Regions from separate parts of the Homo sapiens genome. Here all the other regions are linked to region 2. The links are chromatin loops, found by intact Hi-C in ENCODE. Cell type or tissue: ascending aorta. All regions are shown on one strand. Region 1 overlaps NFIC (nuclear factor I C). Region 2 overlaps NFIC (nuclear factor I C). Region 3 holds the start of TBXA2R (thromboxane A2 receptor).

What was found. A loop is a pair of places that touch in the nucleus more often than their neighbours do. Peaks named below come from ENCODE experiments on the same cell type or tissue, not always from the same donor. Only the 100,000 strongest peaks of a DNase experiment are listed, where the experiment ranks them.
Region 1: it touches region 2 in a loop (3-fold over the local background); 7 of 110 quality-filtered maps call a loop at or near these places.
Region 3: a loop joins it to region 2, with 2.3 times the contacts of the local background. A loop is called at or near these places in 3 of 110 quality-filtered maps.

Annotation. Positions count from the first base shown.
Region 1 is chr19:3,399,811-3,407,810 of GRCh38, reverse strand. The region is part of intron 2 of NFIC (nuclear factor I C); the gene reads right to left. Among named protein-coding and RNA genes, the nearest start is that of NFIC, 37 kb to the right of the region's middle. In ascending aorta, no CTCF peak of the experiment used is centred here; DNase peaks (open chromatin) are centred at 2,670, 3,090 and 3,520; H3K4me3 peaks cover 2,507 bases; H3K27ac peaks cover 7,920 bases.
Region 2 is chr19:3,456,225-3,464,224 of GRCh38, reverse strand. It overlaps NFIC (nuclear factor I C), which reads right to left. Exons shown (of 11, transcript NM_001245002.2): 10 at 7,590-7,675; 11 at 1-1,473. The coding sequence ends at 1,456. Among named protein-coding and RNA genes, the nearest start is that of SMIM24, 20 kb to the left of the region's middle. RefSeq lists silencers at 1-163, 6,647-6,696 and enhancers at 615-1,150, 1,151-1,686. In ascending aorta, no CTCF peak of the experiment used is centred here; DNase peaks (open chromatin) are centred at 4,074, 4,484, 4,804, 6,348 and 1 weaker place; H3K4me3 peaks cover 2,859 bases; H3K27ac peaks cover 8,000 bases.
Region 3 is chr19:3,602,061-3,610,060 of GRCh38, reverse strand. TBXA2R (thromboxane A2 receptor) reads left to right here and starts at 3,186. Exons shown (of 3, transcript NM_001060.6): 1 at 3,186-3,531. CACTIN-AS1 (CACTIN antisense RNA 1) reads right to left here and starts at 2,814. Exons shown (of 4, transcript NR_038865.1): 1 at 2,652-2,814. RefSeq lists enhancers at 2,488-3,061, 3,635-4,209, 5,319-5,368 and silencers at 3,048-3,127, 3,238-3,287. In ascending aorta, no CTCF peak of the experiment used is centred here; DNase peaks (open chromatin) are centred at 2,890, 3,140, 5,580, 6,690 and 3 weaker places; H3K4me3 peaks cover 6,314 bases; H3K27ac peaks cover 8,000 bases.

The sequences.
Region 1 (8,000 bases), 56 kb after region 2:
CCAGCCCTTTCTGCAAACGTTTGTTCTAGTCCCCAGCACCCTGGACTGTGTCTGGGTCTACAAATATGTGAAAGTTCACCCGGGCGCGGTGGCTCACGTCTGTAATCCCAGCACTTTGGGAGGCCAAGGCGAGCAGATCACAAGGTCAGGAGTTCCAGCTCAGCCTGACCAACATGGCGGAAACCTCGTCTCTGCTAAAAACACAAAAATTAGCCAGGCGTGGTGGTGCATGCCTGTAATCCCAGATGCTCAGGAGGCTGAGGCAGGAGAATTGCTCGAACCCGGGAGGCAGAGGGCACGGTGAACCAAGATTGCACCAGTGACTCCAGCCTGGGTGACAGAGCGAGACTCCATCTCAAAAACAACAACAACAAAGCAAAAACAAAACCAAACAATTGGGCCGGGCGCGGTGGCTCACGCCTGTAATCCCAGCACTTTGGGAGGCCGAGGCGGGTGGATCACGAGGTCAGGAGATCGAGACCATCCTGGCTAACACAGTGAAACCCCGTCTCTACTAAAAATACAAAACTATAGCCGGGCGTGGTGGCGGGCGCCTGTAGTCCCAGCTACTCGGGAGGCTGAGGCAGGAGAATGGCGTGAACCCGGGAGGCAGAGCTTGCAGTGAGCCGAGATCGCACCACTGCACTCCAGCCTGGGCGACAGAGCGAGACTCCACCTCAAAAACAAAAAACAAAAAACAGAAAACCAAATATCTAAAAGTCCAAGTTCTCCCCATCTCCCCATGGCGCTCAAGGCCCTGCACAGCCCGCCTCTGCCCCCTCCCTCCCCTCCTCCCCTCGTCCCTCTCTCCCCCTCGCTCACTCTGCTCCAGCCACACAGGCCTCCTGGCTGTTCCACCAATGCACCAGGCACGGTCCTGCCTCAGGGCCTTTGCACGGGCTGTGCACACTGCTTGGAACACCGTCCCTGCAAATGCCTGCCTGGCTCACTCTCTCGCTTTATTCAGGCTTCTGTTCAAATGTGGTTTATCGTCCACAGCTCCCGGCACAGAATCTGCACTTGAAGTGAGGGAAGTTTGAGTTTTCGCCTCCTCACATCCCTCCTGAAAAATGTGACCACAGGGTTCCCGTGTGTGTCCAGTTACGTTGCAACCTACTTTGCATTTCCTGAGCCTCTGCCCCCTTCCTGTGCCAGCATCTGTGCCAACCCCAGCCTCAGGAGAAAACTGTGATGCTTTTATCCAACACACGTCTTGAGCGCCTACTGTGTACCATGCCCTGTCCTAGGTACTGGGGACAGAGCAGTGAAAAACACACAGACATTGGCTGGACACAGTGGCTCACGCTGTAATCCCAACACTTTGGGAAGCCAAGGCAAGAGGATCACTTGAGGTCAGAAGTTCGAGACCAGCTTGAGCAACATAGTGAGACCCTATTTCTACAAAAAAAAAAAAATAGGCAGGGCACGGTGGCTCATGCCTGTAATCCCAGCACTATGGGAGGCCAAGGCAGGCGGATCACTTGAGGTCAGAAGTTCGAGACCAGCCTGGGCAACATGGCAAAACCCCATCTCTACTAAAAACACAAAAAATTAGCAGGGCATCGTGGCGGGTGCCTGTAATCCCAGCTACTTGGAAGGCTGAGGCAGGAGAATCGCTTGAACCTGGGAGGTGGAGGTTGCAGTGAGCCAAAATCGTGCCATTGCACTCCAGCCTGGGCAACAGAGTGAGACTCTGTCTCAAACAAACAAACAAAACCCAAATTTAGCTGGGCATGGTGGTACATGCCTGTGGTCCCAGCTACTCAGGAGGCTGAAGTGAGAGGATTGCTTGAGCCCAGAAGGTTGAGGCTACAGTAAGCCATGATCAAGTCACTGCACTCCAGCCTGGGTGACAGAGCAGGAGGACTCTGTTTCAAAAAAAGAAAGGAAGAAAGAAAAAGAAAAAGGGGCCGGGCGCGGTGGCTCACACGTATAATCCCAGCACTTTGGGAGGCCAAGGCAGGCAGATCACCTGAGGTCAGGAGTTCGAGACCAGCCTGGCCAACATGGTGAGACCCCTGTCTCTACTAAAAATACAAAAAAATTAGCTGGGTGTAGTGGCAGGCACCTGTAATCCCAGTTACTCAAGAGGCTGAGACAGGAGAATCGCTTGAACTCAGGAGGTGGAGGTTGCAGTGAGCCGAGATCGTGCCATTGCACTCCAGCCTAGGCAACAAGAGTGAAACTCCATCTCAAAAATAAATAAATAAATAAATAAATTAAATTAAATAAAAATAGAAAGGAATTCCAGTACGGACCCTGATCCTCCATAGAGAACTTCCTCCTCCCCAAGATGCTCTAAGGAGGGAAGCAGCTGTCAGTTTTGCCAGTGCTGTGTGACCTCACTAAAAGCACTCTCCCTCTCTGAGCCTCCACATCCTGACAGTGCAGATGACCTAAAACCCCTGCCCAGCCCTTGTCCATCGCCTGTCTGGACAAATCAAAAGAGGAAAAAACACAAGCCCATAGATGTTCTCCGCACTCCCCGCCCGCCCCAGGGACAGGGAGGAAAATCTGGATGTGACCTGGGGGGGCCCGAGAGGCAGAGGCGTGGACGGGGTGACCTCCAGGACGCTGGCCTCCATCCCGGGCCTCCCCGGCCTCGTCCTTCCTGCGTTCCTTAAGTCTGGCCCATACTTTCCATCTCCCTCTCCCCTGCCGCCGGGCCGCCTGGGCCGGAGCCAACCTGCTTCGGAATCACTTTCAAAGAAAAGTTTCTTTTTTCTTTCCACCCGGCCCCCGCCGGCTCCATGGCCTGGCTCCGGGCCCTCCCGGGCGCTGGTGGACGCCTCGGTGTCCTGCGGGTCAGGTCAGCGGCCACCACCGCCCCGGAACCGTCCCCAGCATCGGGCTGTTGGGACTGGAGGCCCAGTGCTGGCCTCGCCCTCCCCCAGGTCTCGGGCCCGCCTCTGGGGACCCCTGGGGACCCCGGTGTCACTCTTTGTGGGTGTCCGGCCTGGGCAGCGGGTCTGGAGGTCCCTGGAGGCCGCAGGGCCCCTGCTCGGAGGCCTGCGCGTAGGGACTCGCCCCGTGCTGGGGACGCTCTGGGAGGCCACGCCGCCCATGACATCATCCCTCTGGCGGCCATTTTCTCGCCTCTCCCTTCCCCTGTTCCAGATGTTTCTCCGGCCTTGGCGGCCATTTTGTAGGTCTGGGCGGCGCAGGCTGGCACCGGCCTCGGGCACCCGGCCCTGCCCTCCTGGGTGGGGTGGGGGTGGGGGGACACCAGGAGAAGGTGACAAGGGAGCCTCTGGGGCACCACTGGGCCCTGGGCCGCCTCCCCCAGCCCCTCTGCAGCCTCTGAGGGGTTAAACACGTGGTGCCAACAGCAGGGCGGCCTTGCCAAGCGCCCACCCGCGCACGGCCACCCAGGGCTCCCCACGCCTCCGCGCCCCCTCCCCATTATCTGCCACTCGGCACCAGCCACTCCAGGGATGTGAGGAGCAAGGTTAAAAATACCCGCACGCACACCCTCACCCCCACCCCCTCCCGGTCCCGCCAATGTCAAATGTGTCAACGCCACCCGGGGTGGGGGGGAGTGGACTGAAAATAACTCGCTGTTTACATTTGGAGCAAATTCTTGGCTTCCCAGCAGCCAAGCTGAGGCCTCCCCACACCCCCACCCCCAACACCTTCCTGGCAGGCCTGACTCGGCGGCTGTGACGGGGGGGGGAGAAGGGCAGGCCTCGGGGGGAGCCCTGGGAGCCACATGTGCCCACGGGCTGAACGCACACGCACGCGTCCCCATGGAGAGGTTCGGGAAGGGATGGGGGGAAAGGGGCAGGCCAGGGGCTGGGGGGGTGGAGAAGGGAGCCCCGGGAGCCACATGTGCCACTGGCTGAGCGCACACACGGGCGTCCCCATGGAGAGGCTCCGGAAGGGATCAGTGGCCACACGAAGCAGGCAGGGCCAGTCGGAAGCGCCCGAGGACACTCTCTGCCAATGTCGGGCACCGGGTGGGGGCAGCCGGGCGCGGCGGGGGGTGGCGGGAGGAGGCGGAGGCCCCTCCCGGCTTCCCCTTCCTTCTGATATTTCTTGGGGCGCGTCTCCAACTGGGCAGCCCGCGGGGAGTCCGGAGGACGGGAGGCAAGGCTGGCGGCCCAGCCAAAGGAGGCAGGAGGAAGGCGCGGGAGCCCGGGCAGGCGCCCAGGGGAGGGCTCTCCGCAATTCCGAGGCCTGCCCGGTGCTGTGTGGCTTCAGGCAAGCCCTGCCCCTCTCTGGGCCTCCAAGAAAAAACAAAATACCAAACGCCCTGGCTTTGGCGTGGGGTCAGGAGAATAGACTCCATGCCAGTCTTGCTTGGGGAGGGAGAGGTAGACACATCTCCGCCCTGCTCTGTGCCTCAGTTTCCCTTGCTGCAAAAAGTAGATGTCAAGTTGTAAACACATCAGATTGTGGAGTGTTCTGCTTTACAAAGGGGGAAACGGAAGATCCGAGAGAGGAAGGGGCTTGCCGCAGATCTCACGGCCACGCAGTTGGACAACGGAACTTGAACCCAGAGGTTTAAATGTTGCCTTGAATGTGGGAGGGGGCTGGAAACCAGAGGGCACAAACCTGAAAGGGGGTAGAAGGAAACTTTCTCCTTCCCAAGCTTTCATGTGGCCTCTCTCCCCAGAGCCTGCTACACAGGTGGTGCTCGATAAATGCTTTTACACAGCTGGCACTCAATAAATGCCTGCAGCCAAATGAGTGTGATTATTCCAGCAGAGCCTGGCACACAGTAGGCACCCAATATGAACTTGTTGCATGAATATTTGGGATTCTCCTGATAGGATCTGGTATACAGCAGGTGCAAAATAAATGCTTGTCAGGGAAAGGAATGTGAGGAACATTAAGAGATTTGGGGGAGTAGTCAAAGTGGAGGACTAGGACCACAGGCCCTGCACAACCTGTCCTGTCCGCTTTCTGCCCTCCCCTCTTCCCTCTCTCCCCCTCACTCACTCTGCTCCAGCCACAGGGGCCTCCTCGCTGTTCCTCCAATGCACCTGGCCCAGTCCTGCCTCAGGGCCTTTGCACATTCTGTTCCCTCTGTCTAAACAGCTAACTGCTTGCTCTCTCTTGAGATCTCTCCTGGTCTCAGCTCAAATGCTCCCTTCTCAGAGAGGTCTACGCTGAGCCCCTTCACCTCAAGCAGCCTCTGGCTACCCTCAATCTCAGCCTTCTGTTTTCTTTCCTTCAGAGGAAGTTAGTGATTGCCTATGGATTTGCTTAGTTGCTTAGTGACTGCACGGGTGTTTGCTCATCTCCCCAGTGGAATGTCACCTCCTTGAGGGCAGAGGCTTTGTCTGTCTAGATCTCTGTTGTGCCCTCAGTGGCTAGAATAAGGCCTGATACAGACTAGGTGCTCAATAAATATTTGTAGAAAGAAAGTTGAGAGGGAGGGATGAGCAGAGAGAAAAAGAGAGACAAGGAGACATGGTACATGGGGGAGTGGAAGGAGGAGGCATGAAAAGGAAGGACCGTCTGGGCGCAGTGGCTCCAGCCTGTAATCCCAGCACTGTGGGAGGCTGAGGCTGGGTGGATCACCTGAGGTCAGGCATTCGAGACTTGCCTGGTCGTCAACATGACAAAGCCCCATCTCTACTAAAAATACAAAAATTAGCTGGCTATAGTGGCACATGCCTGTAGTCCCAGCTACTTGGGAGGCTGAGGCAGGAGAATTGCTTGAACCCTGGAGGCGGAGGTTGCAGTCAGCTGAGATCGTGCCACTGCACTTCAGCCTGGGTGACAGAGTGAGACTTCGTCTCAAAAAAAAGAAAAAAAAATAAGAAAGAAAATAAATGAGAATAGGCTGGGTACGGTGGTTCACACCTGTAATCCTAGAACTTTGGGAGGTCGAGGCGGTTGGATCAATTGAGTTCAGGAGTTTGAGACCAGCCTGGCCAACATGGTGCAACTCCGTCTCTACTAAAAACACAAAAATTAGCTGGGTGAGGTGGTGCACACTTGTAGTCCCAGCTACTCAGGAGGCTGAGGCAGGAGAATCTCTTAAACCTGTGAGGCAGAGGTTGTAGTGAGCTGAGATCGCACCACTGCACTCCAGCCTGGGTGACAGAGCGAGACTCTGTCTAAAAAAAGAGAAAAAAAAAGAGAATAACCCTGCCATGTGGGTGGCGTACCTGGGTTAGGGCTGGGACCCTGGCAGGAGCCCAGAGCCCCACGGGCCTCCCGGGCACCAGGACCCATATCCCAGCTTGCCCGCTAACAAAGTCCTGATTGCAGGAGAGCTCCCAGGCGTGCCCAGTGCTGCGCCGCTCCCTTCCCTGCATGTGCCCAGGCAGGTGCGGCTTGCAGGCAGGAGACGGGGCAAGGAGAGCAAGGGCCAGCCTCAGATAAGGTATAAACGACCCAGGTGAGCAACTGAATCCTCACACCGTCGGAGTTGACCTGGATTCTGCCCCCTCCTCTGCCTCTGTCCCTGCTACCGCCTGCTTGCACCAGGGCGGTCCACTCTGCCCTGGTCCCCAGCTCCTGCCCTCACCCCCCACAGTCTGTCCTCCCTGCAGCAGGCAGAGGGTGCCTGTGAGCACCTGAGTCAGGGCTGGTCCCTCCTCTGCCCATAGCCCTCTATGGCTCCCACCTGCCTTGGGGTCAAAGCCCAAGTCCTTCCTACTGCCCACCAGGCCTTGCACAAACTGCCCTCCCCTCCTCCTTCTCTTCCTCTCCTCACTCTGCTGCAGCCACACAGGCCTCCTCACTGTTCCTCCAAAGTGCCAGGTGTGTCCTGCCGCAGGGCCTTTGCACGGGCTGTGCCCTCTGCCTGGAACGCCTTCCCCCAGTTCTTCATATAACTGGTTCCTCCTCACTTCTCAGGTCTCAGCTCAAATGTCAGGTCCTCAGACAGCCTTTCAGGGACCTCCCCAGCACAGCCCATCAGCCTCTTTTCCTTTGGCCTTCTTTATTTTTCTTGATAGTCCTTATCGCTAAACTGACATTTATTTCTTTTTATTTTTATTATTATTATTTTTTGAGACGGAGTCTCGCTCTGTGGCCCCAGCTGGAGTGTAGTGGTACAATCTCGGCTCACTGCAACCTCCGCCTTCCGGGTTCAAGCGATTCTCCTGCCTCAGCCCCTGCCAGTGGCTGGATTACAGGCGCATACCGCTATGCCTGGCTAATGTTTTGTATTTTTAGTAGGAACGGGGTTTCACCATGTTGGCCAGGCTGGTCTTGAACTCCTGACCTCAGGTGATCTGCCCGCCTCGGCCCCCCACAGTGCTGGGATGACAGGCGTGAGCCACCGCACTAAGCCTAAACTGACATTTATTTCTTGTTCTTTGCCCATCGCCTGAACCAAACTGTGAGTTCCACGAGGGCAGAATTTTTTTTTTTCTGAGACAGAGTCTCACTCTGTCACCCAGGCTGGAGTGCAGTGGCGTGATCTCGGCTCACTGCAAGCTCCGCCTCCCAGGTTCACACCATTCTCCTGCCTCAGCCTCCTGAGGATCTGGGACAACAGGCACCTGCCATCACGCCTGGCTAATTTTTTTTGTATTTTTAGTAGAGACGGGGTTTCACCATGTTAGCCAGGATGGTCTCGATCTCCTGACCTCATGATCCGCCCACCTCAGCCTCCCAAAGTGCTGGGATTACAGGTGTGAGCCACCGTGCCTGGCCAGGGCCGAATTTTTATCTGTCCTGTTCACTGCAGTATCCCAGCGCCTGGAGCAGTGCCTGGCATACAGTAGGAGCTTACTAAATATTTATTGGCTGCAAAGTGGTTCCACTGGATGAGTGCTGACAGTGTCTGTGCTCCGTGCTGTCCTAAACTCTTTTGTTTTCAAAAATTTTTGAGACAGAGATTTGCTATGTTGCCCAGGCTGGTCTCAAACTCCTGGGCTCAAGCGATCCTCCCGCCTCAGCCTCCCAAAGGGCTGGGATTAGAGGTGTGAGTCACTGTGCCCAGCCTATTTTTATTTTTATTTACTTATTTATTTTTTGAGATGGAGTCTTGCTCTGTCACCCAGGCTAGAGTGCAGTGGCACGATCTCGGCTCACTA
Region 2 (8,000 bases):
TGGGGGCCCAGCCGTGATGCACGTCCCGCAGCTGGGCCCCGCGTCGGGGTAGGCGATGAAAGTGCAAACGGCGGTCCCCCTTCGCTGGGAGGCACCAGGGAGGGGGGTCGCTCCAGAATGTAAGGCACTGGCAGCGGAGGCGTGGGGGGCGCACCGGCTTCCCCAGAGCCCACCCCCGCGCCCCGGCAGGGCAGGACGCTTGCGAAGTGACGCCCAGCTCTGCCCCTCGGGCCACGCAGGGGCCCCATCTCTCTAGCTCTGGGGGGGCACGGCGATGAGGGTTGACTGGAGGGGCTGGTGGAGAGGCTGGAGGGGAGGGGGAGGAGGCCCGCGGCCATTCCGTGTCCCAGCTGGACAAAGGGGGGGGCGGGTGGTGGTAATCAGGCACTTAAACCACTCGCTCTCACCTCCCACCGCCAGGGGCTGACGGGGGCGCTCCAGACGGGCACCCCCAACTCGGGGAGCTCTGGGTGTCCGGGCTCCCCCATCCCCTTCCTCGGAAAGTGCATTTCTTACAGTGTGTGCAATGTGGGTCCCTCCCTTTGGGGGTGTGAGCCGGGCGAGGTGGGGGGGCCTCCTATGCCGGGGGTGGGGGGTGGAGGGGCCGGGGCCAATTGCATAGAGACTTCTCCTCCCAAACGGGCGGGCGCGAGGGCTGAAAGAGTCCCCAGCGAGACAGCGAGTCGGCCGGCGCTTTGGGAGGGGCTTGTGGGGAGGCCCCGCGGCAGGCAGGGCCCCCTCGAGGGGCAGCAGGTGCCTGGGCCTCACTTCCTCCCCTGGCCAGGGCTCGCAAGCGCCACGCACCCCCGCGACACCACTCGCCTGCCCCACCCTGCCCGCCTCTGCGGTCTCCGCTGCCCGGCCGGGGTCCGCTGTGTCTCCCTTTCCCCCCAGTGGCTGCGTCCTCGGTGGGGGCTGAGGGGCCGGTCCGTGTCCGGCAGAGGCGCGGGGGCCCGGGGAGAGGTGGCCTTGCTGGGTGTCGCGCCTGTCGGCCCTGGGCACAGGCTCCAGGCTGTGCTCACCTGGTCTCCGGACAGAGCCAGGGCCTCCGGGGCGCGGGCGGGCGGCCGGCGTCTGTCCTTCCCGAGCAGCAGGCGGAGAGGAGATGAATAACTTAGGAAGACGCCCTGTCCCGGGTCTCCCGTGGGGGTGGCGGGGCCTGGCCCTCCAGTCCTGCGGCCTTGGCGTCCCGAGAGTTGGAAACGTTGCGTCTTTACCTTTTGTCTTCTTGCTTGGGTGGGTTTTTATTTCTTCTTCTTCTTCTTCTGCCTTTGTTTTTTCTTTTCCTCCTGAGTGTGTGCGTCTATGTGTTTTGTCTTTTTGGCCGGGCTGGGAGTCGGCAGGGGTGTTCTTGTTCACTCTAATTTTCCACCGAAAACGTGGGCCGGGGGCCGGCTGTGCTGCCCCCTGGGATTCCTGGGACGATGGAGAAGGGGCGAGGGAAGAAGACCTTTGCTATCCCAGATACCAGGACTGAGTGGCCCAGTGGCGACAGAAAGAGGGAGAGAGAAAAAGGGAGAGAAGTCGAGGGGTCAGACTCTGCTGCAGACATGGTTTACCTCTTCCCACGCTCACCCCCCACCTCCTGCAACCCTGTGACCTCAGTTTCCCCATCCCAGGCTCTAACAACCTGCTGGGTGACCCATGGCAAGTGACTTTGTCTCTGAGGGAGGCTTCCAGACACAGTACAGGATGCCCAGTGAAACTGGAGTTCTGGTTAACACAGAATTCTTTTAGTATAAGTCTAGCCCACGCAACATTGGGGATATACTTACACACCACACACAAAAGATCCATTTATCTGGAACTGTATTTTATATTTTATTTATTATTTTATTTTTTGAGATGGAGTTTCGCTCTTGTTGCCCAGGCTGGAGTGCAATGGCGTGATATTGGCTCACTACAACCTCTGCCTCCTGGGTTCAAGCAATTCTCCTACCTCAGCCTCCCGAGTAGCTGGGATTACAGGCGTCCACCGCCACACCTGGATAATTTTTGTATTTTTAGTAGAGATGGGGTTTCACCATGTTGGCCAGGCTGGTCTCAAACGCCTGACCTCAAGTGATCCACCTTCCTCGGCCTCCCAAAGTGCTGGAATTACAGGTGTGAGCCAGCACTCCCAGTCTGGAACTCAATCTTACTTTATTATATTATATTATTTATTTATTTATTGAGACAGAGTCTCGCTCTGTTGCCAGGCTGGAGTGCAGTGGCATGATCTCGGCTCATTGCAACCTCTGCCTCCCAGGTTCAAGTGATTCTCCTGCCTCAGCCTCCCGAGTAGCTGGGATTACAGGCGCATGCCACCACACTCAGCTAATTTTTATATTTTTAGTAGAGACAGGGTTTCACCATGTTGGCCAGGATGGTCTCACTCTCTTGACCTCGTGATCCGCCCGCCTCGGCCTCCCAAAGTGCTGGGATTACAGGCGTGAGCCACTCTGCCTGGCCTTTATTTTATATTTTAAAAATTATTTTCTTCTCTATTTATTATTTATTTATGAGACAGAGTCTTGCTCTGTTGCCCAGGCTGGAATGCAGTGGTGTGATCTTGGCTCTCTACAACCTCCGCTTCCTGGGTTCAAGTGATCCTTGTGCCTTAGCCTCCCAAGTAGCTGGGATTACAGGCCCGCCCCACCACACCCAGCTAATTTTTGTATTCTTAGTAGAGACCGGGTTTCGCCATGTTGGCCGGGCTGGTCTTGAATTCCTGGCCTCAAGTGATCCGCCCACCTTGGCCTCCCAAAGTGCTGGGATTACAGGCGTGAGCCACTGTGGCCAGCCAATTTATTATTTTATTTTGAGACAGGGTCTTGCTCCGTTGCCCAGGCTGGAGTGCAGTGGTGCCATCATAGCTCACTGCAGCCTCCATCTCCTGGGCTCAAGTGATCCTCCCACCTCAGCCTCCCGAGTAGCTGGGACCACAGGTATGTTCCACCACATCTGACTAGTTTTTTTTTTTTTTTTGTAGAGGTGGGGTTTCGCCATGTAGACCAGGCTGGCCTTGAACTCCTTCCTCCCAAAGTGCTAGGATTACAGACATGAGCCACCACATCAGCTGCCTTGTTCACTTTATAAAGAGGTTTTTTGTTGATTTTTTGAGACAGCGTCACGCTCTTGTCACCAGGCTGGAGTGCAGTGGCACGATCTTGGCTCACTGCAACCTCTGCCTCCCGGGTTCAAGTGATTTTCTTGCCTCAGCCTCCCGAGTAGCTAGGATTACACGCATGCGCCATCACACCCAGCTAATTTTTGTATTTTTGGTAGAAACGGGGTTTCTCCATGTTGGCCAGGCTGGTCTCAAACTCCTGACCTCAGCTTATTCGTTTGCTTTGGCCTCCCAAAGTGCTGGGATTATAGGCATGAGCCACTGCACATGGCCTTGAGAATGTTTTTAAAAAGTAAACAAGAGGCTGGGCTCGGTGGCTCATGCCTGTAATCCCAGTACTTTGGGAGACCAAGGTGGGTGGATCACCTGAGGTCAGGGGTTCGAGACCAGCCTGGCCAACATGGTGAAACCCTGTCTCTACTAAAAATACAAAAATTAGCCAGGCGTGGTGGCACGTGCCTGTAATCCCAGCTACTCGGGAGGCTGAGGCAGCAGAATCGTCTGAATCCAGGGGGCGGAGGTTGTAGTCAGCCAAGATCGTGCCATTGCACTCCAGCCTGGGCAGCATAAGACTCCGTCTCAAAACAAAAACCAAAAAAACCAAAAAAAAACAAAAAAAAATTCTCCTCTTTAATGATGTCCCCGGTATCCCCGTGAAGGAGGGGGTAGGTCTCCCTCCACCGCTGTTTTGTGTGAAGAAAGTGAGGCCCAGAGAAGTCAAGGAACTTGCCCGAGGTCACCAGCATGGAAGCGGCAGAGGTGGAACTTGAACTCAGGCCTGTCTGGCTCTGGCTCTCATTTCTGCTCCTGCCCAGGGCCAACCCCCTCGCCTGCCTCTCAGGAATCCCCTTGGCATCTTCTGAGCACTGTCCTGGGCGTCCAGGGCCCATCCTGTCACAGGTCCCCCGGATGGCCCCCTCTTGCTCCACAGAAGCTCACTAAGCACAGGGGGGCTGAGGATGACTCTCAACCTCCCAGAGGCGGGAGACCGAGGCTAAGGGAGGGGAGTTCTGCATGGGGCTGTACCCAAGGTCACGTCATTTGGGGACAGCTCCGGCCTCAGTCTCTGCAGAGAAGCTGCTGTCCAGACCCCTGCCCTGGAAACGCAAACTCCAACCCCAGATGGAGCATCCAGGGTGGACTGTGAGGGGAGGGCTGTGCCTCTGGAACTGGGGAGACCCCTCCACTCCCCAACTGAGGTTAGAGGTGGGGCCGCCCCCCACCGCTGCAGCAAATCATTCAACAGAGCCCCTCCAACCAGGCAGCCACTGGGCCAGCCCATGGAACTGGCGCCACAGTGGTTCCCAGCGCCCCACCTCCAGCCAAGTTCAAGTTCATCTTGGCCATTACCTCATGTCTGGTTTCTGTTGGCAACCGACAGACTCTGGGCGTGACCCTCCCCGTGGTGGACCAGCCTCCCCTCAGCCCTTCCTCCCTCCTCCCTTCCCTCCCCTCCCCTTCCTGCCTGGCTGTGGCCCCAGCAATGGGGCGGGGGTGGGGTGGGGGCACCCTCAACTCCACATCCTCCCACTCAGCTGAGGGGAGACTGAGGCAGTAGGTGTGAAGGGGGAGGTTTGGGCTCTGGTATCCTGCTGGCCTGGCTGCAGCCGCCTGTGTGGCTCCCGGCATGTGGCTCAATGCCCGCCTTGCCCCCCACCCTCGGTTTACCCAGCTGCTTACGTGGGTTCCCGTGCAGGAGAAATGTAGGGGCGTGAAGGACATCACAGAGGGGAGGGGCCAGGGCGTCAGAGCCACCCAGCCTCACAGTGGGGGGATTGATAGGGACGGACATGGGGCGATGGGTGGGTAACTGACCAGGGCGAGATCAATTAGCATAGATCACGGGGAGGGATATTGATGGGGGGAGAGTCCATGGACTGGGGGGTGTCGGGAGCCGGAGAGGCAGAGGGAAAGGCGCGCCCACCCAGGCTTTGGGGGAGGAGGGGGCAGAGGGAAGCGAATCCGCCAGGAATAGAGGAGGCGGAGGCAGAAGTGCTGACTGGCCAGAATCGGAAATGAGAGGCCTCCAAGCTCAGGGCCCTTTGAGCGGGAGCTGGGAGAGGGGAGAGCGGGATCTCACTGCTTCTTCCCTCCCTCTCTCCGGGGTCTGCAGGGAGGTGGCGGCGCCCGGCCTCAACCCAGGTGCTCTTAGTCCAGTCAGGGCAGCAGCAATGGGGTCCTCCCCAGACCTGTGCTCCCTGGATGCCCAGTTTGGGGACCTCGCCTTCCCCCTAACCCATGCTCCCCTGAGAGCCTCTTGACAATGTGTCACCTCCTTTCTGTGCTCCAGAAAGTTCTGACTCCCAGGCCTGGTGGGTGTCCACTCCCTCCCTCTAAACCCTTCTATGGCTCCCCACTACCCCAGAGCAAAGCCCGCATCATCTGTCTGGCCCCTGCCACCGGAGATCTCTCACATTCCAGCCAGCTCCCCCTCCCCCGACCCACACCATTGCCTATGCTGAGCCCCTTGCCAGTGCCCCCCCACACCCCATTCTGCCAGCCCTGGTCCCACCCTTTCTGGGTCCCCAGAGGAGTCCAGCCAGTCAAGATAGGGATGCTGAGAAAGGTGCCACCCTTGCCTGCCTCAGTTTCCCTTCCCTCCCAGGCTTGGGTGGGGTGGGGCTGGAGCCAGCACAGTCTGAGAGAAGGGTCCCGGGCCCTGGCGGGAGGGCCTGGTCAGAGAGTTTGGTCCAAGGCAGAGGCTGGGGAAGGGTTAAGCGGGCTGGGCCTCCTCCCACCGCAGCTTTTATTAGCTTTGGTTTCTGAACCACTTAAGACGTTCCCAGCCTCCCGCAGGGGCAGGGAGCGATGTGGGGTGGGGGTGGCAGAGGTAATGCCGGGCTCCATCAGCACCAGGCGGGGGAGAGGTTGGCCATAGGGGGCCCAAATCCCAAAGCGAGGAGTCCTGGACGTCTGCTCGCTGGGGGACCCTGACCAAGTTACTCCCTCTCCGGGGCTCTATGGGTGCAAGGCAGGGTACTTAATATTTACGGGGTGTGGGGAAGCCTGAACCTTTCAGTGCCCTTTCTGTCCCCCAGTGCCCTTCAAAGGCTCTTGGTGCGGGTGCCCAAGGCCAGAGGAAGAGACAGAGGTTCAGAGTGGGTGAGCCAGCACTGGGCTGGAGCCCTGGCCCCTGACCCAGGATTCCCTCCACCCATAGCACATGGATCTCCTCTGAACTCAGGAGAAGCAGCCTCCATCCCTGCTTCCTCCTCCGGCTGGTTTTGCGGAGCCTGGGAAGAGAGGGAGGGGCCGCTTACAGGCATCCTGGGCACCCAGCACAGGGAGGGAGGGGGAATGCCATGTCCCCTCCCCGCCCCCATCCGCTCAGCCAGGACAGCCCCGCAGGGTCCCGGGGAGGCCCCGTGACCCTTGCCCGTGGGCTCTGCAGCAGGAAACCTCCCTCAGTGGCTGGAAGATTTGAACACGGCCCCTGGGGACCCCATACATCTCCACGCTCTGCAGTTCCGTGGCCGCTGGGTAGCCCAGAGCTCGTTTCTCTCTGAGTCTGGACCTCCCGGGCCTGTGGCAGCCACTCCTACATCCTCCAACCCTCTCCCCAACACAAACCGGGGAGAGAGCAGAGGCTCAAAGGTCCAGCTGCTTACCCATAACCCGAAGACGCGCTCACACACTCCTGGCCTACACAGAGCCCCTTATGGGGGTGGGGGGTGAGGGACACCTGGGCCTGGGGCTAAGGCTGCCCTCCCACGCCCCCACTCCCTAGACTACTGTGCAGCCTCAGGCAATTGACTTCCCCTCTCTGAGCCTCCTCTGTCAACCTCCTGCCTGCCTGCCTGCCTTCTAGGGGTGGTGGGACCCCGGCCATGCTCACTCAGCTGCAGCCGTCTGAACATGTACGTGACTATGAACATCAACGTGAACATGAACGCTGGCCCCTGCCCCATCCTGTCTGTCCTGCTGACGAAGCCTCTCCGCCCTGACTCCTCACACTGGCTTAGATGTGGGCTGAAGCCTGGGGTGGGGGCTTGGATGCTGTCCTGGGAGGCCCCACGCCCCGCCATGGGCTGCCTCAGTTTCCCCCGGCCACCCCGCGGTCCCTCTAGGCCTCGGCGTGGATGGGGGATGGAGGCTGGAGGAGGGAGGGTGATGCACTGTGTGACCCTGGGCAGACCCCCTTGTCTCTCTGGGCCTCAGTTTTCCCATCTATACCATGGGAAGCAGGTGGTAATGACACTGGTCCCATAGCTGTACCACGATGGTCTCCAGAGACGCTCCTGGGGACCCCACAGGCTGAGTCTGGGGCCACACCCCATCCCCCCAGGACCAAGGTGGAGGGAAATTTGGCCTCAGGGAGAGGCCAGGTGGGGGCTCGAGGCCCAGGTGGGGTGTGGGAGGCTGGCGCCCCTGTGCCAGGGGTGTGGCGTGGGACCCAGCAGGCCCTCTTCGCCCTGAGCCCCCCGGGCCGGCCCCTCTGCCCTGCCCCTCCCACCCCACCAGCCGGCCTCTCGGCCCCTACCTGTGCCTGATAAATGCCCGCAGGATCCCTTGGTCCTAATCCCACAAAGGAACGGTTTGCAGGGGACGTGTCGGGCGGAGAGTAGGCTGCAGGGAGGAGAGAGACCGAGAGCCCGTTAGCGAGGGGTTGTGGGAGCCGGGGCGGCCCTGGCCCCAGAGAGGGTGGCCACCGCCAGGCGTCACACAGCCGGGCCTCTGCACCCAGTGCCTGGGGCCTCCGAGCCTGCCGCCCTACCCCCAGTTGAACCGGGCCCCCCTGAAAGGCCCAAGGTCCTTGGGAGGCGGGGATCCTGACTCGAGGGGCCCGGGGGTCACGGCTGAGATCGCCCAGGTGGGCGGGGTGTCTGCTGAGAGGGAAGGCAGGATGGCTCTGTAATTCACAAAACCGCCCGTGAATTATTCAGGGTGGGCA
Region 3 (8,000 bases), 150 kb before region 2:
ACACCGCAGACCCTGGCCCACCCTGACCAGCCTACTCCAGAATCCCAAATCGCATTGCAGCACACACAACACTGCCATCCCCAGCCCAGCCTTCAGCAGACATCACAAGTTGATGGCAGATGGCCAGAGCCATCTTAGAATCCTCTGGGCAGCCTCTTGCCTGGGTTCCTGGCCAGCTCCACCGCCGATCAGGACAGGCTGCTGGGGCAGGGCTGAGTCCGGGCTGGACTCGGGGGGCACTTTTTATTTTTTTGAGACAGGCTGGAGTGCAGTGGGCGTGATCACAGCTTTCTACATCCTCAACACCAGAAGGCACTTTTGAGCCCAGAGTGGTGTTTGGGACAGGCCGGGTTCTGTAGTCACAGCCCAGGTTGTGTGTGCGTGGCTGGCGCAGCCCAGCCTGTACTGGGCCTAACCCAGACCTCCCACCAGCTCTATGTGACAGTATTTACTTCCATTTGGCTGCTCGGGAAACTGAGGCTCACAAAAGCCCACGTTGTTGAGCCCAGAAAGTGGCAGGGCCAGTATTAGAAGCTGGGTTTCTCTACCCTGGAGAATCCCAATCCCAGACCACCACCCCGTCCCTGCCTCAGTTTCCCCACCTGCCCCTGCAGAGATTCCCCCAGCCCCAGCATCCTGCTTCCTCCTCCTCACGTTCCTTTTGCACCCCAAGGGAGATGGCTGTCCTCCAACTGGCAAGACACATGGTTTGCCAGGGGCCCCAGTCTGGAGGGAGCAGAGCTGGGGCCCTGGGACCCCTGAAGGGTCACGGGCACTGAGCCTGGGAAGACGGGCTGCTGGCCGAGAAGGGTGACGGCTGCCTTGCAGAGGACAGGGCAGCAGGTGTGCCCAGGGCAGGGGGCACACAGGGCTCAGGCCAAGCTAAGGAGCCAGATCCTAGGGGAGCTGGGCACCAGGGAGCTACGGAGGGCGCGTGAGCTGGGGAGGGCCTCCGAGCTGGGTGTCGAGACCCTGCAGGCAGACTGGAGGTGGGGGCCAGGGGTAGGCTCTGCACACCACCCCCCCATCTACCCCATGACTCTCCACCATGGCCCGAGGTCCACCTGGTGTCCTGGAAGCTGCCCCCGCCCCCACCCAGCTTCCTGACTTTGGCTGTGTCCAGAGCTAAGAATAGACGCTCCCTGCCCGGCCCCCGCCGGAAACCGCAGCCACGGGGGTACATCCTGAGCCTGGCCTCTGTTCCCACCATCTGCCCCCCAGCCCCTCACAACTCCTCCCACCAGAGCCTCCTGTGCTCCCATTGAACCCGAAGTGCTGGCGGGGGGTGGGGGGCGGGGGGCGGGCCAAGACCGGGAGACCAGCAACCAGCCCCAGATGACAGGGAAGCCCAGTGCTCATGTTCCAATCCCACACATGGGCGTGGCATTGTTCCCCCTTTGTGCCTCAGTTTCCCCATCTCTAAAATTTAAGAGTATCTTTACCCCCTGCCTTGCAGAGATGTGGTGAGGCTTAAGCTAAATGCAAGTGTCCTTCTCTGAACTCTGCCCAGGCTGTTTCCCAGAAGAGTCATTGTCCTTGTTATCTCAGGGCCGAGGACAGAGGAAGTGGGGACAGGACAGCCTTCCTCCGTCTCTCACTGCCCCCTCATCTGGAGCCCCAGCCCCACATCCTCCTCCCCCAACATCTGCCCTCCTTGCAGTTAGTGTAGCAAGGGCCTCATGCTCTCTCTTGCCTCCAAAGCTTTATACATGCAATTCCTGTCACTGCCACGTAGCCCAGACCTGGGGAGCTCCTATTCATCCTACAAAACCCCACTTCCCATGCCCTCTCCTCACAAGATGTCTTCCTAGCTCACCTCTGGGCTTCCCTAGGCCCTGTCTCTTCCTTTGGCCCAGCCCTGACCCCAGGGGGCTGGAACAGCCTGTGTCCAGTTCATTCTCCAGCCTAGGGCATCCTGAAGGGCAGGCCTGGTTTCAGGTCTCACTTGGAGCTCATAATTGTCCCACTGTATAAGCTGAACACAGAGAGGGGTTGGGGAGAGTAAGACTTGGAGATTAGGTCGGCTTCACGGGAAAGCAGCCTTGGAGCCAGGGTTTTGCCACATCCATAGGAGTTGGATAGCCTCCTTGCCAGGAAAGAGAGAAGTTGTGTTAAATGGCTGGTGACTTAATGGGATAGAGCTTTGGGAGGGAGGTTGGGTGTGGCCGAAGGCCAGGAGGAGGAAGGATAGTGGGCGGGGTAGCCGGGGAAGGGGCTTCCGGACTGGGCTGACGAGAGGGCCGGGCCAGGCTGGGAATACCCCTCACTCACAGCCTGGACTAGCAGCCCTCCCGGGCCCAGGGGACGGGGTGGGGTGCAGTCAGGGCAAGGTCAGCTTGTCCGGTCCCACTCCAGGTCCCTAACTCAAGGTTCTGTCCGGCTCGGGTGTACAAACAAGGCCAAGGAAGCCCAAGGTCCCCCCTCTGCAAAGAGACGGTCCCAGTCCCTGCGTCCGGCACCTTCTCAGCCATTCCTGTTGGGCTCCATCCCTCCTTCCCCAGCCCGAGCTGGGGGGTGGCCAGGAAAGAGTGCCCATCCCCCACTGCAGCCTCCCGGCTCCAGACTGTTCCTCCTCTGGCTCCAAAGCCACCTCCGAGCCTCCTCAAGAGACCCTCCCATGCGATGCCATCACCCCAGCCCTCCCGGCTCACCTGCTCTGGGACCACCTTTCTCAGTCTGGCTGTGTCGTCTGGTGCACCCCCCATCCCTCTGTCCTCCCACCCCACCCCTGGAAGGGGCCTCAAATATGTCCTGTATGTATTAAGCAGGGCATACTACTACTGTGTGCCGCGTTCCAGCGCACCCAGTGAATTTGGAGCCCTGGAGTCTGGGCGACCCCCGGGAGCCGATCCGCCTGGACCTGCCCCGCCCCCTCCAGGCCTTGGGTGCTGCCCAGATGGTGAATAATGCGGGCCTGGCGGCGGGAGCGCCGGGAAGAGGCCTGGCAGGGCGCTGGGCGGCTGGAGGGGCTGAGGCTCCCGAGGAAGCGCCCCTGCCACCCCTACGCGGGCCATTGCATCCCTGCCACCGGTGGCCTGGGGGTCCCAAGGGCGCCGCCTTCCCCAGAAGGCTGTAGGGTGTCCCGGCGTGCGGGGGGCACCCACTGACTCCAAGTCAGCCAGGCCCGGGCCCGAGGGGCGTGGCCAGCGCAGGGTGGGCGGGGCTGATGAGAGACAGCGGGAGACAGAGACTGGACGGAGAGAGCGAGCCGCGGGCTGCCAGCGGCCCCCACCCGTCCCAGCTCGGCTTAGCCCCCGCGGACCCCTCCAGGCCGCGACCCCAGGGCGTCCTGTGCCGCCACGCCCTCCATCTGTGTGGGTCCTCTGCTGGGCCCGCCCCTGGTCACAGCCAGACTGACTCAGTTTCCCTGGGAGGTCCCGCTCGAGCCCGTCCTTCCCCTCCCTCTGCCCGCCCCCAGCCCTCGCCCCACCCTCGGCGCCCGCACATCTGCCTGCTCAGCTCCAGACGGCGCCCGGACCCCCGGGCGCGGGATCCAGCCAGGTGGGAGCCCCGCAGATGAGGTCTCTGAAGGTGAGGTCGCCCCGCTGGCTTAGGGCGGGATGCACTGCTCTGGTGTGAGCCCGGGCTGCTGGGCGCATCCGGCGCTGGCCCTGCCCTGCTGTGGGTGTGTCGCAAAGCCCGCGGTGACAGCGGCCAGGTGCCAGGTGTCCCCTGTGTGGCCCGGCGGGTGGCATGGTGCCCTGAGGCCTGCCCTGGGCGCCCAGGCGGCTGGGTCTGGGTGCGGCCCAGGCTGATTCTGTCCGGGGGGCTCTCTGGTCTCTGTGGGGCCACATGGCTGTGAATGGGGGTCCCAGACTCAGGGGGCTGCAGCCGGGGAGGGGGCCCAGGCCCTGGGTGTGGCAGGGATCGAGTGTGGTTGTGCGGCTGTGTGTGTGATCTTGTCTCTGGGAGTGAACCATGCATGGCCCTGGTTGTGTGTCTGTGTCTGTGCGTGTGTGGTGGTTTTGTGTGTGTGACCGTGTGTTTGTTTCTGCCGAGAGTCTGTGACTGTTAAATACTGTGTGTTCTTCTGTGTGTCTTTCTGTGTCTGTCTGTATCTATGTACCTGTTGTGTTTCTGCCTGTGTGTCTGTGTTTTTCTGTCTGTGTCTGTCACATTTCTGCCTGTGTGCCTATGTGTGTATCTGTGTGTGTCTATGTCTGTCGTGTTTCTGCCTGTATGTGTCTGTGTGTGGCTGTGTGTCTGTTGTGTTTCTGCTTGTGTGTGTCTATCTGCGTGTGTCTGTGTGTCTGTTGTGTTTCTGCTTGTGTGTGTCTGTGTCTGTCATGTTTCCATCTGTGTGTGTCTATCTGTATGTGTCTATGTATTTGCCATGTTTCTGTATGTGTGTCTGTGCATGCCTGTGCGTCTGTCTACTGTGTTTCTGTCTGTCACATTTCTGCCTGTGTGTCTGTCATGTTTCTGTCTGGGTGTGTCTGTGGTGTTTCTGTGTGTGTCTATCTGTGTGTGTCTGTGTATCTGCCATGTTTCTGTATGTGTGTCTGTGCATGTCTGTGCATCTGTCTGCTGTGTTTCTGTCACATTTCTGCCTGTGTGTCTGTCATGTTTCTATCTGTGTGTGTGTCTGTGTGTCTGCCATGTTTCTGTGTGTGTGTCTGTGCACGTCTGTGCGTCTGCCTGCTGTGTTTCTGTCTGTCACATTTCTGCCTGTGTGTCTGCTGTGTTTCTGCCTGTGTGTGTCTGGCTGTGTCTGTGTGTCTCGAGTGTGCACACACGGTGGTGGCCTGAGGTGCATGTTGGTGGAATCACTGTAACTTGTGGTCCACCATTAACCACCAGCTGCACCTCCCGGGTCCCGCCCCCTGGTCCCTGCTGGCCCCTGTGTGACGGAGCTCCGTACATGCTCCCTGGGGAGCCCCCACTAGAGAGATGGGGAAAGCGAGGCTCACAGGGGGCCATGTGACTTAGGGCCCCAACAAGGCTGGCCGGAGTCTGGCTGGCTGGGGGAGTCCCCGCCCTGCACTGTGTGGGCTGGGGACCCTGTTGGTGTCACAAACAGGAAATGTTCTCGGAAATGGAGCTTTGCGATGAGGGGAGGTGGGCCCATCAGGGTGTGGAGTGTGTCTGCCTCCGCTACCATGTGGGGGTCCACGCCCATGAGCGTTCAGATCTACAGCAGGCATGGGAGGGTCTGGCCGGTCCCTGAAGTTTCAGTCCCAAAAGGGCCCTGTGGGTCCAAGGTCCAAGGCCGACAGGGGTGACACGGAGCCTCAGGGCTCCCTGCTGGCTGCCCGGGCACCTTGTAGGGAGTTGAGCTGTGAGTACAGCCAGGAGCCCTGCAGAGGTGAGAGCCAGGGAGGCCTGAGCTTAGCACCCGCAGGCATGGAGATCAGAAGCTCACCCCCATTGCACAGAGCGGGGAAACTGAGGCTCGGCAAGGTGGAGCCCCAGCCTGGCCACGGCAGATCAGGGACTAGAGCCTCCAAGCCTGTCTGGGGGAGGTGGGGTGGGCTCAGGCCGTGACAGGCAGGCGGGGCGGGCAGGGTGGGGTGCTGAGGAGAGGGGACTTGTTGAGAAATGGATGGATGATGAGGTGACGTGCTCCAGGGAGTGGGGGAGGGGGCACGAGGATGGAACATGGGGCGGAGGAGAGGCCTGCTGTTTGGGAACCAAGGATCACATTCCACTGGCAACCAGGCTTGGGGCAGCCAGGCCTGGTGCCCACGCCCAGCCCAGCGCCCGGGCCTCTGGAAACAGCGCCGGACAGAGCCCTCCGAGTCACACGACCTGCAAGCCGGATACCCTGTCAGGGGTGGCATCGGATGAGGGAGAACTCACTGTCCGCCTTCCAGAAAGAAGCCAGGAATTAAGACAGAGATTTCTGGAACCCGGGACCCAGGCAGATTCCCATCAAAGTTGCAGGACCTCAGCCTCTTGGGAGTTGCAGGACCTCAGCCTCTTGGGATTCTAGAATTGTGAGGCCTTCTGCGTCCCAGGACTGGAAGCGTGTTAGAATTCCACAACCCTGAACCCGCTGAGGGCAAACGTCTGCTCTCAGACTGCAAAATTCTGGAGTTATTCAACATCGAAAAGCGATCTTGGGTCCACACCTCTCCCCAGACACAGGGAGGGACAGTAATTTTCCCAAGAGCCGCAGTGCTGCTCTACTGCCCCACCGCGTGGGGGCCCCTGCTACCCCTCCTGGCCAATGCAGGAGGGAAGGGAGGCCCTGCCCGGTCCCCCCATTGGCATCCTTGCCTGGAGAACTTGAGATGGCTGCCATCGCCTGAAGCCAGGGTGGGGAGTGGAGGTGGGGGGATTGGAAACAGCCAGCTGTGGCCAGAAGGACTCAGTGCCAGTTTCCAGGCTCCCCTGGGCCAAGGGCTCTGGGCCATGCATTTGCTCCCAGCCACCGGAGGTGTGAGGGAGTTCCGGGTGTGTGACCCCCGGTGAGTGGAGTGGAGTGTGGTCGAGGAGACCCTGAGACCCAGGAGGGACTGGAAGTTGCTCCAGGCAGAGGTCGGGTCAGTGGCCGCAGGGACAGCCGAGTCCCAAGGAATGTCCAGAAACAGCACATACCAGCTCTCGAGGGAGGAACGCCTTGTCCCAGGGGAAATCCCAGTGCAGGAATCCAAACCCCAGGCGCCAAAGCAGCCCGGAGTGGAGGGCAACGATCGCCAGAGGCCGCGAGGAACCCCCCACCGCATCTGCTCTCCAGGCCTCAGTTTCTCCTCTGGAAGCCCTGCCTCCCACCACGGTGGCAGTGGCCTTAGCTGTCTTCCCAGGAAGGGAGTTCAGTGCCGCTGTCAGGAGCTGGATAATTTATGAGGCTGGATACAGCGTAGCCAAGGCCAGAAGCCAGGCCAAAGCGTCACAAGTGAGATGGGGAGTGAGGGCCACAGTCACCCATTTGACCGCCCTGGAATGCGTTAGCTGCTGCGACCCCACAGCCCAGGCCCTGCCTCAGGGCCAGCATGCATTGAGTGCCCGCTGTGCTGTGCTGAGTGCTGCGCGTGGATCCCTTCACTCCCGTCATCAGCAACCCCGACTTTTTTTTTTTTTTTGAGATGGAGTCTCGCTCTGTCGCCCAGGCTGGAGGGCAGTGGCGCGATCTCAGCTCACTGCAAGCTCCACCTCCCGGGTTCACACCATTCTCCTGCCTCAGCCTCCCAAGTAGCTGGGACTACGGGCGCCCGCCACCACGCCTGGCTAATTTTTTGTATTTTTAGTAGAGACGGGGTTTCACCGTGTTAGCCAGGATGGTCTCGATCTCCTGACCTCGTGATCCGCCCACCTGGGCCTCCCTCTTTTCTTTTCTTTTTCTTTTTTTTTTTTTTTTGAGACGGAGTTTTGCTCTTGTTGCTCAGGTTGGTTCAGTGGCACGATCTTGGCTCTGGGGCCCTGTTTCCGGCCCACAAACATCACTTCCCCTGTCGGGTTCAAGCGATTCTCCTGCCTCAGCCTCCCGAGTAGCTGGGATTACAGGTATGCACCACCACACCCGGCTAATTTTTGTATTTTTATTAGTTGAGATGCGGTTTCACCATGTTGGTCCGGCTGGTCTCAAACTCCTGACTTCAGGTGATCCGCCCTCCTTGGCTTCCCAAAGTGCTGGGATTACAGGCGTGAGCCACCACGCCTGACCGTAATAGGACCTTTTGAGCCTTAACTGCCTGGCACCTCCATCTCGCACACAGTCCCATTCGCCCACCTTTGCCCACCCAGTCCCTCCAGGTGACTTGGGGGTGTGTCAGGGCAAGAGGCAGGAGACCCGGGTTCCATCCTAGCCTCCTGGGTGACTTTACAACCAGCCACAACCCTCTGGACTTTGACATGACCCATGGGGTATGGGGAGCTGGTTTTGTTTTGTTTTGTTTTTTAGACGGAGTCTCGCTCTGTCACCCAGGCTGCAGTGCAGTGGCACGATCTCAGCTCACTGCAAGCTCCTCCTCCCAGGTTCACGCTATTCTCCTGCCTCAGCCTCCCGAGTAGCTGGGACTACAGGCTCCCGCCACCACGCCCGGCTAATTTTTTGTATT